Linked DNA regions of Homo sapiens: region 1 is linked to region 2. Evidence: chromatin loops called from intact Hi-C (ENCODE). Cell type or tissue: heart right ventricle. All regions are shown on one strand. Each heading gives the region's core, and the rest is flanking DNA. Links, peaks and the distances in the headings are about the cores only.

What was found. Hi-C counts contacts between places; a loop is a spot of excess contacts. Peaks named below come from ENCODE experiments on the same cell type or tissue, not always from the same donor. Only the 100,000 strongest peaks of a DNase experiment are listed, where the experiment ranks them.
Region 1: a loop joins it to region 2, with 2.6 times the contacts of the local background. A loop is called at or near these places in 21 of 110 quality-filtered maps.

Annotation. Positions count from the first base shown.
Region 1 is chr1:232,570,650-232,573,575 of GRCh38, reverse strand. The region is part of intron 2 of SIPA1L2 (signal induced proliferation associated 1 like 2); the gene reads left to right. Among named protein-coding and RNA genes, the nearest start is that of SIPA1L2, 58 kb to the left of the region's middle. In heart right ventricle, for the core only: no CTCF peak of the experiment used is centred there; no DNase peak of the experiment used is centred there; H3K27ac peaks cover 1,949 bases.
Region 2 is chr1:232,618,842-232,621,767 of GRCh38, reverse strand. All of the region lies in intron 1 of SIPA1L2 (signal induced proliferation associated 1 like 2), which reads left to right. Among named protein-coding and RNA genes, the nearest start is that of SIPA1L2, 9.8 kb to the left of the region's middle. In heart right ventricle, for the core only: no CTCF peak of the experiment used is centred there; a DNase peak (open chromatin) is centred at 1,147; H3K4me3 peaks cover 833 bases; H3K27ac peaks cover 2,500 bases.

The DNA.
Region 1 (2,926 bases), core at 130-2,629, 48 kb after region 2:
TGGGCTTGTGAAGGAGCCTGTCGGAAGTAACCACCCCCAGGACATTTGTCCTCCAGCTTTGGATTGTCAAAAATGGATTCCCATCCTTTCCTCTCAGTCTGTGTCTACACAACAATGCACACAGGCACATGGCACATGCACGCACCCACACACACAGTTTTCAGGTTACAAACTTCATGACCTTTTACCCCTAAGCACTTCAGTGCGATAGAGATATTTGCTTGGGTAACAGAGGTTTAGTTATCAACTTCAGATAGCTAATATCGATTCCTTACTCACACCAAATCTATTATTTGTATCCCAGTTTTACCATTTGCTCGAAAATGTCCTTTGTAGCATCATTCCCCTCCATATAGGGTCCCTCTAGGGTCAGGCGCTGCATTTAGTTGCTGTGTCCCTTGATCAATCATTATTTCCATAGCCTTTGTCTTTTATGCGTGTTGGTGCATTTTGAGGTCTGTGGCCTGGGAGCTTGCCTTTAAAAATGATTTGGGGGGCCGGGCACAGTGACTCAAACCTGTAATCCCAGCATTTTGGAAGGCCGAGGCGGACGGATCACCTGAGATGGGGAGTTCGAGACCACCCTGACCAACATGGAGAAACCCCGTCTCTACTAAAAATACAAAAAAATTAGACGGGCATGGTGGCTCACGCCTGTAATCCCAGCTACTTGGGAGGCTGAGGCAGGAGAATCACTTGAACCTGGGAGGCGGAGGTTGCGGTGAGCCGAGATTGCGCCATTGCACTCCAGCCTGGGCAGCTAGACTTTGTCTCAAGGAAAAAATAAATAAATAAATATATATATATATATATATATATATATATATATATATATATGTATGTATGTATATATGTGTGTATATATATATATATATATATATGTATGTATATGTGTGTGTATATATATATATATGTATTTGACGATAAACATTTAAACTGTGACAGAATACCACTGGAGGAGGGGGTGGATATCCACTACGAGTTTCTTATAAATTGTGAGTACATAAGTACATACATGTTGAGTGGTGAAATTGTGAAAATCCTTGCAAGAAAAGAGGTGGAATGGAGGAGAGAACAGTAGACACAGACTCTGCCTGAAAAGAATGTGTTCCCTCCTAATGGGAATCAAGAGACTTGGCTGAAGTGCTAATGAAAACCGTTGAGACTGAGTAAATTCTGATGCGGAAGTAAAACGAGGGAGATAGTGAACATTTTCAGCATAGGAAATGGGAGGTGCTTCCCACCTAGGTTTAAGGAAAAACCAACACATTGTACGGCTGCCCTTGTCCCTCCCAGTTCCTTGGTTTCCTCCGAATCTAAGTGATGAGTTCTTTCTGTTACTAGCCTGCTGGCCAGCTAAGGGACACCTCATGCTGCCCGGACACAGCTGGGGACCTTCTGGCCTTTACTGCACTTTGGAGTACTATGGGAAACAGGCACTGTGTGGACTTCACACTTTCTGAATTTTCCTTAGTCAGGTGTATACAGACGTGTACCTAGAGGACATGGTCTCCAGATTAATTTCTTTATGGGTAATCTGATGAGTGCAGTTCTGGAATATGCTACCGTATACAATAGGGAGCACATTTGTGATGCATTGTGTTAGCCCCTTTTTGTGTTGCTATAAAGAAATACCTGAGGCTGGATAATTTACAAAGAAAAGGGGTTTAATTCACGGTTCTGCAGGCTGTACAGGAAGCATGGTACTGGCATCTGCTTGGCTTCTGGTGAGACCTAAGAAAGCTTTTAGGTAGAAGTTGAAGCGGAAGCCAGCATGTCACGTGGTGAGAGTGGAAGAATCAGACAGAAGGGGGAGGTCCCAGACTCTCTTAAACAACCATATTTCATGTGAACTAACTGAAGGAGAACTCACTTAACCCCAAGGGGACGGTGCTAAGCCATTCATGAGGGATCCACCTCCATGATTCAGTCATCTCTCACTAGGCCCCACCTCCAACCCTGGGATCACATTTCAACATGAGATTTGGAGGGAGCAAATACCCAAGCCATATCATGTGTGTGCACGATTTTAGGCAAACTTCATTTTACCAAAAGTTCTTCAGTTTTTAAATTTGTAAGTATATTAATTTCAGGTAACACAGAAATGTATAAAATGGAGCATAAATCTCTCCTGCAGTCTCATTCCCCAAAGGCAATCACTGTCAACAGACTTTTCAGAAACCCACATGCACACTTAAAAAAATTGAATTATTCAATATGTACTATTTTTGACCACAGATATGTTGTACATTGCCTTTATTTTCACTTACCAATATATTGTAGACATCTTCTCATTGTCTGGTTTTAATGTTAAAAAAAGTGTTTTATCGTTTTAGTGTTTATGTTCTAAAAAATTAATACTGAGGTTAGGTTTACATGCTTATTGACCACTTGTATTTGTTTTGCTCATTTATCTTTTGGAGTTTTACATGTACTGATATTTTAAATCTCTATTCTGGATATTAGTCTTTTGTCACATGTAACAAACAAGTATTTTTTCCAATTCTTAGTTTGCCCTTGAGCTTTCTGGAGATACCTTTTGCAATAGAGTAGTTTTGAGTTCTCTTTTATCAAGTATGTCAGTCTCTCAGTCTCTCCCTAAGTTTAGCTCCTTTTTTTTTTTTTTTTTTATAGTTTCTGGCCTGATTCTCATGCTAAGAGAAAACACTCCACAATTATAAAAATTACTTTCCATATTTTAGTTTTAAATTTGCATATGATGCTTTTTTTCTTTATTTTTGCATGTGGTATGAGTTGCAGATCTAAATTTTTTCCAGTCTGTTAGTCCAACTCCAGGTATTCTCTCTTGTTTTAAAATTAAGTTTTATTTATATTTTTACTGTTTGAGTTGCTTTTGATTTGGATCCATATGATGTCTTTAAGAGCACAGAGGAAAGTAAAGGTGTGCTTCCTTGAATAAGCTACT
Region 2 (2,926 bases), core at 109-2,608:
AGAGTGAGACCCTGTCACAAAAAAAAAAAAATGTTTTAAATGACAAGAATAAGTGAAGGAGACTAATGTTGATTTATGAAGAGAATAAAGAATTGGGGAGAGATATTCTTAAAGGCGAGTGTAAAATGTTACCGTGCTTGAACTTTCATTTGTGTTCTCTCATGTATACTTAACGAGAACCTTATAAGGCTGGTGGGATTTTTTTCCCTTTTACAGATACAAAAACTAAGGTTTAATGAAAGTGTGGTTTTCTGAATCTGAGTCCTTATGTTTTAAACCCATTTCTCTTGGTTCCAGCTATAGTGTTCTTTATTCTACAGCTCACTTGTAAGGTATGGTAGGTTTCAATAAATCATGATGAAAGGAAAGAATGAAAAGACAGAAAGGAAGAAGGGAGAGAGGGAGGGAACTAAAGAAGGTGTGTGCATATAAGAATGGCGGAATTACCGACTCACTATCACTGAAAGGGGGAAGTGGAGGCTGAGGGTTGGGCTAATGAGCTCATTGTTCTGGTCTAAAAACTGCCCTGTTCTCTCAGCCAGTGAATTGTCTGTTATTAACTAGAAATTTTGTAATTTGTGGTGAGGTAGCAGTTTTACTGATTGAATCAGGTTATATATTCTTTGTTGGGAAGTGAGTGGGTCCTTCTGTGATCATGCAGAGAACATTTTTTTTAGCCCGAGTCTTTGCCAAGATTAAAAGAAATATAAGAGGAAAACAATTTTTGTTTTGCATTTATATTTTGCTAGATTTGCATAATCTTTGTTTAAGCCAGTTGAATGTGAATCCCTAAATACATTTCAGGCATTTAAATATTTAAAAGGATTCATCCACAGTACTTTACTCACCCAAAGAATAAGTGCTTACAACAAAGAAAATAACACCCTTGCAGATGTAGCCTATGTAGACTTTGTTCACCTTGTCATTGAATTATACAACATTAATAGAGAAGCTAGAATTTGAACATTCACTGAAATGCTTAGCTGGCTCTGTTCCAAAATATTGTTTCCCTGGTAGAGAAAGCAGGACAATTTGTTTAAAACTGGCAGTTTGCCAGTCAGAATAGCTCTGACGCAATCATTGCAGTAACTACTTTGCTCTGACTGCTAATTTTAGGGCAGTTAAATCTGGGTGATGTCTGATGGCTGCTGTCGCTGTGCGTCTGGTTATGTGAAGCTTTCTAAATTCATCCTCTTAGCTTGGCACCGTAACTTAGTTCTTTCTGAGATAAGCTGTGGAGCAGAGGGGATGTTGAGTCGGCACAGGATATGTGCATGGAATGAGGAACAAGGCCCTAGGAGAGTTTCAAGAGACACTGCTTTCATCTTACTACGCTCTTTGTTATTCCAATAGCAAAGGCTTAGCACATCTGTACTTCCCTTGCTGTAGCACCCTGGGAGGTGTTGAGGAAGGTGGAGAGAAGTGTACATCGAGACACCTACCTTCATGGAACAGGGTTCTGGCAATATGCACTTGCTTTCCTTGTCATCCCTGCAAGCATTAGTGTGTTTAAAAGTGAACTTTTATCTTCTTCCTTTTTGGAACAGGTAAAACTACGGAGAAAAATGGTAATTTAAAAAAATCTGGCCGGGCGTGGTGGCTCATGCCCATAATCCCAGCACTTTGGGAGGCTGAGGCGGGCGGATCATGAGTTCAGGAGTTCAAGACCAGCCTGACCAACATGGTGAAACCCCGTCTCTACTAAAAATACAAAAATTAGCCAGGCTTGGCAGCGCGTGCCTGTAATCCCAGCTACTCAGGAGGCTGAGGCGGGAGAAACGCTTGAACTCGGGAGGCGGAGGTTGCAGTGAGCTGAGATCGCGCCACTGCACTCCAGCCTGGTGAGAGAGCAAGACTCCATCTTAAAAAAAAAATCTATTTGGAGCATTTAAGAGCAGAGTAGAATATCCTGCTATTGCAGATGATACAAGTGGGATAAGGGGTTCTTCCATGGCCTTGTCTAACTCCCTCAGCTTTCTGGGGCAGTGACTATAATCCAATTTTAAAATAAGGATGTGGGACCATGCCATCTTGAAGTCTTTTTAAATGCTGGCATTCTAAGATTTCCAAGTTAACAGGGGCACCCTAGGGTGTGAGACCCCTGAGGACAGGGATCTTGTCCTTCCATCCCTTCCATCCCGTCCTGGGTAGCTGTCAGGCAGAGTCAGCAAATTAACTGACTCTTAGAATTTAGTCCTCGGAGGGACTTTGAGTGTTCTTCTAGTTAAACTTCCTGATGTTACTGATTCAGAACTATCAGAGGGCATGATTTAATCACTAGAGCTATTGTGTAGTAGCATGGGCTACCTTATTAGGTGATGAATGCACTGCCTTCTTAGGTGATGAACTAACTAACTTGGGCAGAGTTGATGGCTATGTGTCAGGTGTATTAGAAAAAGATTCCTGTGTAAATGAGACCATATGATAGATGGGCGCTACAGCTTCTTTCAGATGAAAGACTGTGTGGTTAGCTGAGAATAAGGTGGGTTTGCATGGTTAGGAAAACATTCAAGGAAGATAGAACTTGAGTTAAGCTTTGGAAAATGGTTAGGATTTGAGTTTTTGTTGAGGGCCTCTTGTGTGCAGGGAAACTGTAGGCCCTCTCCAAGACCAGAAGATACATACAGAACACTCTCAGTTGTTCCTTTGATCACAGTACTATCTCTATTAAAATGATCTGCTTAAATACAAACTCATCTTTTTGCCTGGTTTAGGTTTTGCAACTCCAGAGATGCATTTTATTAACAAAAGCAACATTAAGGAGAAGTGACGGACAGTATTTTCAAAGTGGTGATAATTACTTTGTCTATCACGTAAGATGGTCATTATGTTTTTTTTCCTCACTGTAATTTACTGAAGGTTATAGACTGTGTCATAAAACTAAAGGAAAAATTACTTTGGATATACAGAGATATAAATGACGTTT